2 separate regions of the Homo sapiens genome follow, and region 1 is linked to region 2. A link is a loop called in an ENCODE intact Hi-C map of the cell type or tissue named here. Cell type or tissue: heart right ventricle. All regions are shown on one strand. Links, peaks and the distances in the headings refer to the core of each region. The heading gives the core; the rest is flanking DNA.

Evidence for each region. A loop is a pair of places that touch in the nucleus more often than their neighbours do. Peaks named below come from ENCODE experiments on the same cell type or tissue, not always from the same donor. Only the 100,000 strongest peaks of a DNase experiment are listed, where the experiment ranks them.
Region 1: a loop joins it to region 2, with 24 times the contacts of the local background. A loop is called at or near these places in 3 of 110 quality-filtered maps.

What each region holds. Positions count from the first base shown.
Region 1 is chr6:14,225,019-14,230,133 of GRCh38, reverse strand. No RefSeq gene overlaps it. Among named protein-coding and RNA genes, the nearest start is that of LINC01108, 58 kb to the left of the region's middle. In heart right ventricle, for the core only: no CTCF peak of the experiment used is centred there; no DNase peak of the experiment used is centred there.
Region 2 is chr6:14,398,376-14,403,490 of GRCh38, reverse strand. No RefSeq gene overlaps it. Among named protein-coding and RNA genes, the nearest start is that of LINC01108, 120 kb to the right of the region's middle. In heart right ventricle, for the core only: no CTCF peak of the experiment used is centred there; no DNase peak of the experiment used is centred there; H3K27ac peaks cover 772 bases.

The DNA of each region.
Region 1 (5,115 bases), core at 539-4,538, 170 kb after region 2:
GGAGACACTGGAAGATGCTCTTGTTATTCTCGGATCACCGCCTACCCCCAAAACCCATCCTCCCTGCTGCCTTACCTGAGAAGTTGAACCCCAGAGACAGAAAGGATCACCTGCACTCCTTGTACTGGGCCTTCCCATCGGCCAACGTGTGGCATGAACGAGGCTGCATCCCTCTTCCATAGCACCTGCACTCGTAGGCTCTGCAAATTTCATCCCCACCTTTGGCCCTTCAGGCCTAGGGCAAGTCACAGCTCCCCAGAACTGTTCATCCCCAGGTGTCTCGCCATCCCTAGATAGCACCTGTAAGCCTGACTACACCTCTGTAAAGCGTGCCCTTCATTAAATTTTCTTCTGTTAAACCCTTTGGAGTGGGTCTTGGTTTTCCTGCCAGAACCATGACTGACATGGACAGTTACTTAACCTCTCTGAGTATTGACTTCTTTGCCTCTAAAATGAGGATGAAAATATTTACTTGGCAAGGTTATGGCAAAGGTTATGTGAGATGACCTCTATGGAGCATCCATTATGTGTCTGGCACTATACGATGCATTTTACATGCATGAATTCTCCTCTCTGCCTTTTTGAACATGCAAACAATACCTTGCCCCTAGACTGTCTAACAGAAAAGAGCAAGGATGAACTTTTAGCTCATCGTCTGGGTCTAGCCTTCTGAAGCTACAGGGTCTGACAGCTTGGGTGGAAGATGAAGATGTTTGCATTGTCTCACAGCTGGAAGGGAAGCACATGATGTGCTCTGTGTGTGACACGGGCCTTGCTAACAATTCCAGGCCCTACCAGCCAAAGATAAAACCTGTACACATGCACAGTGTTCTCTACTTTAGCAAGGAAGGTGGCCGTGGCCAGCTCAGCTTGGGATCTCTTCCTCAAGGCCGCCTTGTGAGATCCACTCATCCTGCAGGACCAAGGCACTCAGCCTGGCCAAGGGCTTCCATTTTGTAGGGATGAGGAGAACTTTACTAAGCTAAGGGCTCTGTGGTCACGGCCAATCATCTCTACACTCAAGTAATAGAGTCAAGCATCTTGATCACTAATAATCACTGTAAAGGATTAGTTAAATCTCCAGAGAAAATCCAACTCAATCTTTCCATAATGTCATTCTTTCAGTGAGTATATAGGAAGGACTCACCATGTGTCATTATAGGGGGCTGAGCTGGATAGAATACAAATTTAAGCGCAGCCAGCATCCTTCAGGAGCTTAGAGTTACGTGGAGAAGCCAGGCATCCAGTACCTTATGCAGTCAGTCACCAGCTCTCCACGTGCACAAAAGCTCGGATGGAACAACTCATGCATGGTTTGGCAGCTCACCAGAGGGTGACATCAAAGTGGGGAAAAGTGGTTGCAGTTGTCTTCACGGCAACAGAAGAACAGGGGAACTCAGGACGTGACTTTCCAAGGTTACTAAAGTCCTGATCTGCAACTCATTTGCACAGCCCACATCAGAGTGTGCAGCTTGACAGCAGATCTGATCTTAGCCTGACTGTTTACTACCTTCACAAAGTCATCCTTCTGGTAGTTGTTTGATCGACCTGTTCAGACCCTGGGTTCTTTTTTTGTTTTAGATGCAGTTTTGGTCCTGTCGCCCAGGCTGGAGTGCAGTGGCATGATCTCGGCTCACTGCAACCTCTGCCTCCCCAGTTCAAGCGATTCTCCTGCCTCAGCCTCCCAAATTAGCTGGAATTACCGGTGCCGGCCACCATGCCTAGCTAATTTTTTTGTATGTTTTAGTAGATATGGGGTTTCACCACATTGGCCAGGCTGGTCTCAAACTCCTGACCTCAGGTGACCCACCCGCCTCGGCCTCCCAAAGTGCTGGGATTACAGGCGTGAGCCACTGTGCCCGGCCTGGGTTCATTTTTAAGCAGCTCCACTGGTTCTTTTCCTGTGTTTCCTATATTTGCTACATTTTTTCACTCTCATACTTGTTGTTATAACCATAATTTCCTATGATCAGTTTACAAAGAATAGCCAATCATTCACGCGGAAATGCATCCAATGGCTTTTTCGTGTTTCATCCAACCCATGATTCAGGACTCTGTGATCTTCTGTTACACTTCCAGGTATTGTAAACACCGACACTTTACAGAAGAAAATTAACAAAAAGCAGAGAAAATTTTTTGTTTTGTTTTAAAACATTCAATATGTAGGGTTTTTTTTCTAATCATATTTTTATGTAGCTAATCTTTTAGGCAGGGAAGTACATTTTTGTTAATTTCTGTACTCTGTACAATTTCTGTATAATGGCATATTAAATATTTACACAGATCTGATGAAATTAGGAACAGCGGCAGTCATTCCTTTATTTCATTTTATTGTGCATCTACTAGGTGCCAGTCACTGTTTTTGGCATCGGGGATAAAATAGTGAAAGAAATGAAGTCGTCCCTCTCTTGGTGATTACAATCTAGTGAAAGGAGGTGGAGAATGAGCATGTCTATGGTAAATCAGGTAGTAATATATGCTGAGAACAAAAAATAAAGCAGAGTACAGGAACAGAGGATCAGGTGCTGTTTTAGATCAGGTGGCCAGCAGAGGCCTCTTGGATAAAGCGAGAGACCCTAATAGAGGGAACAGCCAGTGCAAAGGTCCCAAGAGAGCAGAAGTTTGGCAGTCTGGGAAGAGAAGTAAGGAAGCCGGTGTGCATGCAGTGGAGTGGGAGAGCGGGATTAGTTGTGAAAGAAGGGATCAGAAAGGCAATCAGAGTATGAATCACATAGGATCGCCCAGTCCATGGGAAGAACTTTGGGCATCATTCAGAGTGAGCTGAGAGTCTCGTTAGAGAGTTCTGAGCAGCACATGATACAATTTACGTTTCAGATGGTCCACTCTGGCTGCTGCTGTGTGGAGAATAGACCTCAGGGGGAAGCGGTGTCAGGGCCGGAGTGGAGGGGCCACCACAATCATCCAGGCATGAGCTGACAGGGCCTCAACTCAATGTGACGTGCATTTCATCTTTGCCATCTTCTTTCCTTGATTCCCATAAGCCATGTTTGTGTTTTGCTTTGCTTTGTTTTTTTTTTCATCCTTGGTGGAAATGAAGTTTCATATGTCACAGCTAACCACAAAATATAGACTCTCTTAAATAAAACATAATGTTGGCTAAAATTATGGTACCAGTATACTCTTTTTATCTCATTCACTCTAATTTGAAGAAAGAAATATAAGATTCTCTTTCTTTTCCTGCATGAAAATCCTCCTAGCAGTAAGTTTCAGATTTTTGAGAGATTGGTACAACATCAGATTAGAAATTGAGAACTTTGCTTTATTAAATGGACTTTTCTTCTAGTAAATTTTTGTTTAACCACTTCTAAACTGCTTATATCAGACTTTCAGAAACTTATCCTTTAAAAAGGAATGCCTATGATGCTAATTTTCAGAGATTGAATCATATCTGAATTACGTTATCTGACAGTTTTCAGGTCTATAAATGTAAGATCATCACTCAATTTCCAACTTACAGTCAACACACAAAAAAGGGAGAAAGCGAAGTATGGCATTGCTAGAGACTGTATCACTGGTTTATAATATTCAATGTTCTCCCTACAGACCAGGGCCTGCAGAACAATTATACTTTCCTCCTTGCCAAGATGAGGCTTGGCTATTTGATTTGCTTTGGGCAATGAAATGTGAGTAAAAGTGGCCTGTACCGTACCTGAGCAGAGGCTTTCAAAACTAACACATGGTCTCACCATTGCTCTTTCCCTCTGCCATGAGGCTGACAGAGGCACAGACAGGAACTGCTCCTTCAGCCTAGGCTCTGGAATCAAATGACATAGAGTAGAGCTCAGATTGCCTGCAAACTATGACTTGAGAAAGAAAAGATCTTGTTTTTGTTAAGACATTGAGAATTGAGGGCTGCTTGTTACTGCAGCATAACTAAACCCAAGCTGACTGGTAAAGACATAAACCTGTTTTTTACCTATTTTTGCTCCAAATAGGTGGAACCTTAGAGTGGGATCTGTTGCTTTCTTACAGTTTATTATAGCCAGATTTGGACTAACCTAAAAGGACCTGAAGCAAACTTTAGTGGCATTTAGAAGATTTGTTAAAGTCTCAAGAAGTCCCTATGTTCTCTCCAGGTTACACTTTTGGGATTTTCTAATCCGGAAAATCTCCAAGGTGCAATTTCATTTGGACCTTCCCCTTCAATATCTTAACCTGGGGCCTGGGATACAGAATATTTCCCAGTCTTCCTTAAAATAGTAAGCTTGATTTTTGAATAAAGACCTGTTGCCATGACAGGGTGGTGAAGATGGACCACTGAAATGATGTGCCCTCCAACAGACTGGATAATGTTGGGGGACAGAGTGTTATCACTCCAACTTGCTTCCCAGATCTTGGGTTGAGTATTGATAAGGTCTATCAATAACTTAGCCTTTCACGGAATGTCCTGGGGTTACTTAGAGATCTTCCTAAATGTGAATATATATCAGATAATTTGTAATTTCCCAGCTTAAAAGTCCCCAGCGGTTTATGAATACACTTCCAATCAGCATCTAAACTCCTTCACATGACCTTGCGAGTTCATAAGCATGAACTGGCCCCTGCCTAGCCCTCTTATCCACTGCCTGCCTTTTTCTCCATCAACTTTTTCTTCTCCATTTGTACTGGTCTTCTTTCAGTTTCCCAAATACATCAAAATCTTTCCCTGGTTAGGGACTGCAATTATTGTTTCTTTCTCCTGGAACATTCCTGACTCTTCACCTATTTTATTTTTCAAAGCATAAAAGACTGTGGCTGAACAGTTGGGGCTCCCCTGAGAAAGGGTGCTAGGAGCACCGTGTTCCCAGCAGCAGCCCCGGCACTTGTCAACTCTCAGGATAGACAGGAAAGCAGAGAAAACTGTCAGGGAAATCCCTTCCCACCCTTGCCTAGGTTTTCCCAAAACTTCACCTTCAAATAATTGCCATGCCCACTTTTTGAAGAGGCCCCACCAAATATTGTTGAAAACCACTCCATAAATCAGAGGTGCTAATCCCAATTAATATCAATAGTGTGCCTTTTTGTTGCCCATCTTTTCTGTCTCTTCCCAATTCAGTTTTCCTCCAGATTTCTGTCTGGTTCTGTCTGTGTGGCCAAAATGAGTGACGAGTAATC
Region 2 (5,115 bases), core at 337-4,336:
GCCATGAATCCAATAGAACTGGTATCCTTATAAGAAGAGGGAAATTTGGAGATGGAGTCACACAGACATACAGGTTAGAAGGCCATTTGAAGCAAAGATTGGGGAGTTGCACCTACAAGCCGAGGAACACCAGGGATTGCTGGCCCTACAGAAGCTAGAAGGGGCAGGGAAGGACTCCCCCGTAGGGCCTTCAGAGAAAGCCTGGCCCTGCCCATGCCTTGATGTTAGGCTTCCAACCTCCAGAACTGTGAGAGAACAATCTCTGTTGTTTAAGCCACCCAGAGTGCGGTACTTTGTTAGGGGAGCTTTAGGAAACAAATTCAACCTCCTTCCTTTCTTCTTCATTGAATGAGGATGGGATGCTGAGAGGAACAGCAGACATCTTATGAGTTTGAGGGCAGATGCTGTACCTAAGTAAAGACAGTAGACCAGAAAGACAAGAAAAGCTGGCTTCTTTGTGGCAAGTTCCCTAGATTAGAGATAAGTCAATCTCTACATGTTTCAGTTCTTGCCACCGAGATTTTCTGTGACAGATGACACATTCCTGACTAATGCCCTATGGTCAAGTAGAAATAACTAGAGTTACCTGACTTCATGTCTCAGCCATGCTGTTATGTAGATGGGTGGCCCTGGACAAGTCATTAAAACTTCTTGGGCAAGGTGCGGTGGTTCACACCTGTAATCTCAGCACTTTGGGAGGCCGAGGCAGGTGGATCACGAGGTCAGGAGATCCAGACCATCCTGGCTAACATGGTGAAACCCCATCTCTACTAAAAATACAAAAAATTAGCCAGGCGTGGTGGCGGGTGCCTGTAGTTCCAGCTACTGGGGAGGCTGAGGCAGGAGAATGGCGTGAACCGGGGAGGCGGAGCTTGCAGTGAGCCAAGATCTCACCACTGCACTCCAGCCTGGGTGACAGAGCGAGACTCCGTCACAACAACAACAACAACAACAACAACTTCTGAACATTTTATTCCCCTTTAAAATGGAAACAATCATATCTACCCGAGTTTAAGTAAGATATTTTATGGGAAAGCCAGATGTCATCAATGGGGCAGGAGAAACTAATACACATTATCAGGGCTGTCAGATCCCAAAGGACCTGAATGCTGATATACCTGACATATAAAGATCATTTTCTCCATCTTTATCCTTACTGGAGGAGCTCCCAGTTTTTGTTTGTTTGTTTGTTTGTTTTTTAAGCAGGAAGCAGTTCTCAGCAGCCAGCCCTGGTAAAGGTACTTCATAAAATATAAAGGACCATACCAACACTGGGGGATATTCAAGTGCAAATTAAATAGGTCCATCCCACAACTTATATGAAGGGCCCAAAACGTTCTCATCCAACAAAAGAAAACAGAGGTGATTTTTTCTCAAGTTCATTCTGGGGTAGTTTCACCCCCATAAGCTTCCCAAACCATCCTTTTCTTGACCTGGTTATGTCATCCCCATCACAAGACCCTTCCTTTGGTTAGGAGCAAACAGAAGACATGAGCTAGTGGCCTGTGGAGTCAACTCTTCCTAGTCAGAAGGCAGCAGAATGACCAAGATGGAAACCTGTTCCACAGGTCCTTGCCCCCTGATGTAACTGAGTAGCAAACTTCAGAGTAGACCCCAAACACACACCACAGCTCCCTGGGGAGGCTGAGGGGACATCTGAACGTTCCCAGCAAGGCACATTGAACAGAGTACATCTTTTACCCACTTCCCACTTGGTAGGTGGGTCTGTCGTTGAGCGAGCCCAATTTTCCAAAAGGCTGGAGCCGCCCAGTGTTCAGCACCTCCAGACTCAGGGCTATGCTTGGCCTAGTGTCCCAGCTCCATTCATCTCTTGTCCCTCTCAGAATTCAATTCAGATCACCTTTTTGCAGACTGAATCTAAGCCCAGGCAGGCCCTGGTCTGTCCTTCCTTTTCCTCCCGCCTGTCCTCACCCTCTCACCACTTTAGAGCTAAGTGAATACAGTTTTCCAAATATAGTTTTGCAGCCGGTATGCTAGGCCTCCTAATGAGCCATGATAATTGCTTCTGCTATTTTCCAAAATGAAAATCAACCTCTGAAGAGCAGCTGGTTTGTTGTAATGTTCTCCTCCCTCCGGTTACATTCCACATTCCTGCAAGTCAGTCAAATCCCAGCCTTGACTGCCCCATCCATGAGCAGGGCCTGTGGGAGAGGGCAGGAGGAATGTGCTGATGGTGAGGAAACGGGCCTTGCCACTTGAATAGGCGAGCTATTGTGTCCCTTTTATATTTAAGGGACTAGGGAAAGAGAAAGAGTAGGGGGAAGATCTGGATTTGTTTTTGAATTCTAACATGTCTTATTATGTGTTGTGCTTATCAATGTATCTGAAAAGGTAACCAAGTTTTTAGATGACAGAGCAAAGATGGTTCCACTCTCCTTTTTTCAAGAATCGCTCCAAAACAATAAAGAGAATGAGAAACAATAGTGAAACCCATATTCTATAAGGGCAGGAGACATCTGTAATCTGGAACTGCAATGGATGAAGATGAGAAACCGATGGAGGAATGGGAGCCACTTATTAGATCTCTGGAAAGTCAAACCCAAGAGCCAGGAGGTGATACCATTGTGAATCAGGCTGACTTCCCACTGCGGAAAACAGGGAAGTCTGGAGAGTTGACAGATCCACATACTGCATTGATCAGAAGTGAACATGGAACTGAAAACAGCCCTGTAGTAGAAAGATAATAACACCAGGTACCATTTGTGGTGCACCTTTTCTTCCTCTTTACAAACATTCTCTCATGCAATCCTCATGACAACAGCAAAAGGTATTATTTCCCTCCTTTTATGGATGCAAAATCTAAGGCTCAGAGGGAAAAAGTCTTTTGTCCCAGATTGCAAAGAGAGAATAAGACACTGCATCAATGTATGTATCCTTAATTCCAAAGCCCTACCACTAGACCCCACCACCTCTCTGGGTAAAACCGAGCCATGAGTGCCCAGTGTACCCATGCTGAATAGGTGGCCAGGGTGACATATGCCTGGCAATGGTGATGGCAGGGACTGGGTAGGGCTCATGCTGCCTAGGCTCTTGCTTCACTCCTTGGCACAGCCATTTTGCCTAAGCTGCTCTATTGTTTTGAAAATGCTACAGAAACAAAGTCTAACCACCTCCCCCTTGTCATCTGCAACAGGATCTGATCTGGTGGGGCACTCTTGCTGGGATGGGGTACACCTAGTCCTAGAAGGTGGGTTCTTTCAGTTACTAAGAGTCCACCAAACACTCTGGCCTGTATCCTGGGAGGGAGGATGGATATCAAGGAAACAGCTCATCCCTTCTTACCCTCTCCTGTTTACTACTGCCCTGTTACCTGCCCTGCACCAACCAGAGTAGGCTGCAGATCCCACTGTTGCTTTTTCCCCCATTGGATCCACTGGTCACCCAAAGTGCAAAAGTCTGGGTGAACCCAGATCATGAAGAAACAAAGCGCACAGTGTCAAAACTGCAAAATAAAGTCTTCAGTGTCGATTCTCTAGTTTGTTCGTGGTGCAAAAATCTATCATCAGACACTTCATGAGAATCAGTATAAAAGTATTCACTCTGTTAGGCATTTTGGAGGTGAAACAGACCAAGGGCATGGTGTCTGCCCTCAAGAATCCATAATCAGTCAGAGAGCTGCAGCATCAGCCCCTGAAAAGAGAAGGAAAGCTATCAGGCTGTGTGTGGTTAAGAGCTTGTGGAGAGCTGTTCCGAGTTCTGAAGTTTTCCTCGTGGACTGTTTCTCTGGCTTTCCCATTAAATTGTGAATGCTTTGAAGGGAGGAGTTCTTGTTTTTGCTTTTCGTTTTTGTATTTCCAGTGCATGGCAGTGTGTGGGGCACATATCAGCTGCTGAGTGAACATTTGTCAAATGAATGAATTAATTAATCAGTCCATCAATCAATCAGTATGTCCAGAGGAAGGAGTTCTGCAGAGTGCAGAGAGCTGGAGTGGGTAGGGAATGCATTCATGAAAAGATGGGACCACCGCCAGGTAAGCAGGTATTATCCAACAACTCCGTAAAACCAATGGAAACTTCCAAAGGACAAGACTCCTAGCATGGAAATCAGACTTGTCGTAACAGATTTTGGTGAGACTGAAGGAGACAAGCAGGGGTGACACCAAGGCAAGCCCTTTCCAAAATGTAAGTACAAAGGCAGCCATGAATAAAAGAAATACCTAGAAACAGTTATCTACTTGGCTGTAAGTATTGCCACTGCATCTAAATTCCCATGTCGTGAAGACAGGGAAACTTGTATCATACATTTATCTTTACTCTAGAGAGTCAGTCTAATTATTATTGGCCTTAATTCATACCCCAGGCAGCTGCAACAGTCTTTGCCTGCCATCAAATAGTGTTTCAAAAGGTGTGAAATTCTTTTCTGGCATTGAATAACATCAGAGCCATGGATTCTATTTACTACTTACACTGAGATACCCAGCAAACAGGGCCAAAACAACAACAGCGACAAAAGAAAACAACTTTGAGAAACCAAATTCTGCACATGTTACTGACAGGTAAATTGAACTGCTGGTTATTCCCTCATTCAATATTTATGAGCATTCACCAAACAGGCACTGGCCATGCAGCAGACAGAGCATGGAGATTCAGTGGAGAATAAACACACAGGGTTTCTGCTCCATGGACTTCAGGTTCAGGTATCTGTACAGGCACTGCGATTTCACTAGCTTTTAGTACTTCTAAGACAGGGATCAGCAAAGTACATCCCACAGGTCAAATTCAGCTCATCCCCTGTTTTTTACAGTCTTTGCACTAAGAATGTTCTCTGTACTTTTAAATAGTTGAAGAGAGTCAAAAGGATAATATTTTGTGACATAGAATATTATATGAAATTTACGTTTGAGTGGCCATAATCCAAGTTTTACTGGAACACGGTGAAGCTTATTTGTTTATGTATCATCTACAATGGCCTTCATGCTACAACAGCGGAGTAATTGTGGTAGGTTCTATATGTGGGGCCCACAAAACTGAACTTTTAATTTCAAAAAAATAGTTTGCTCACCCTGTTTTAGGCTAAATTTTCTCAAAATACACTCCATAAAACATGACTTCTGAGGAACATTCAGAGTGTTAGATATTTTTAGAGTTTCATTG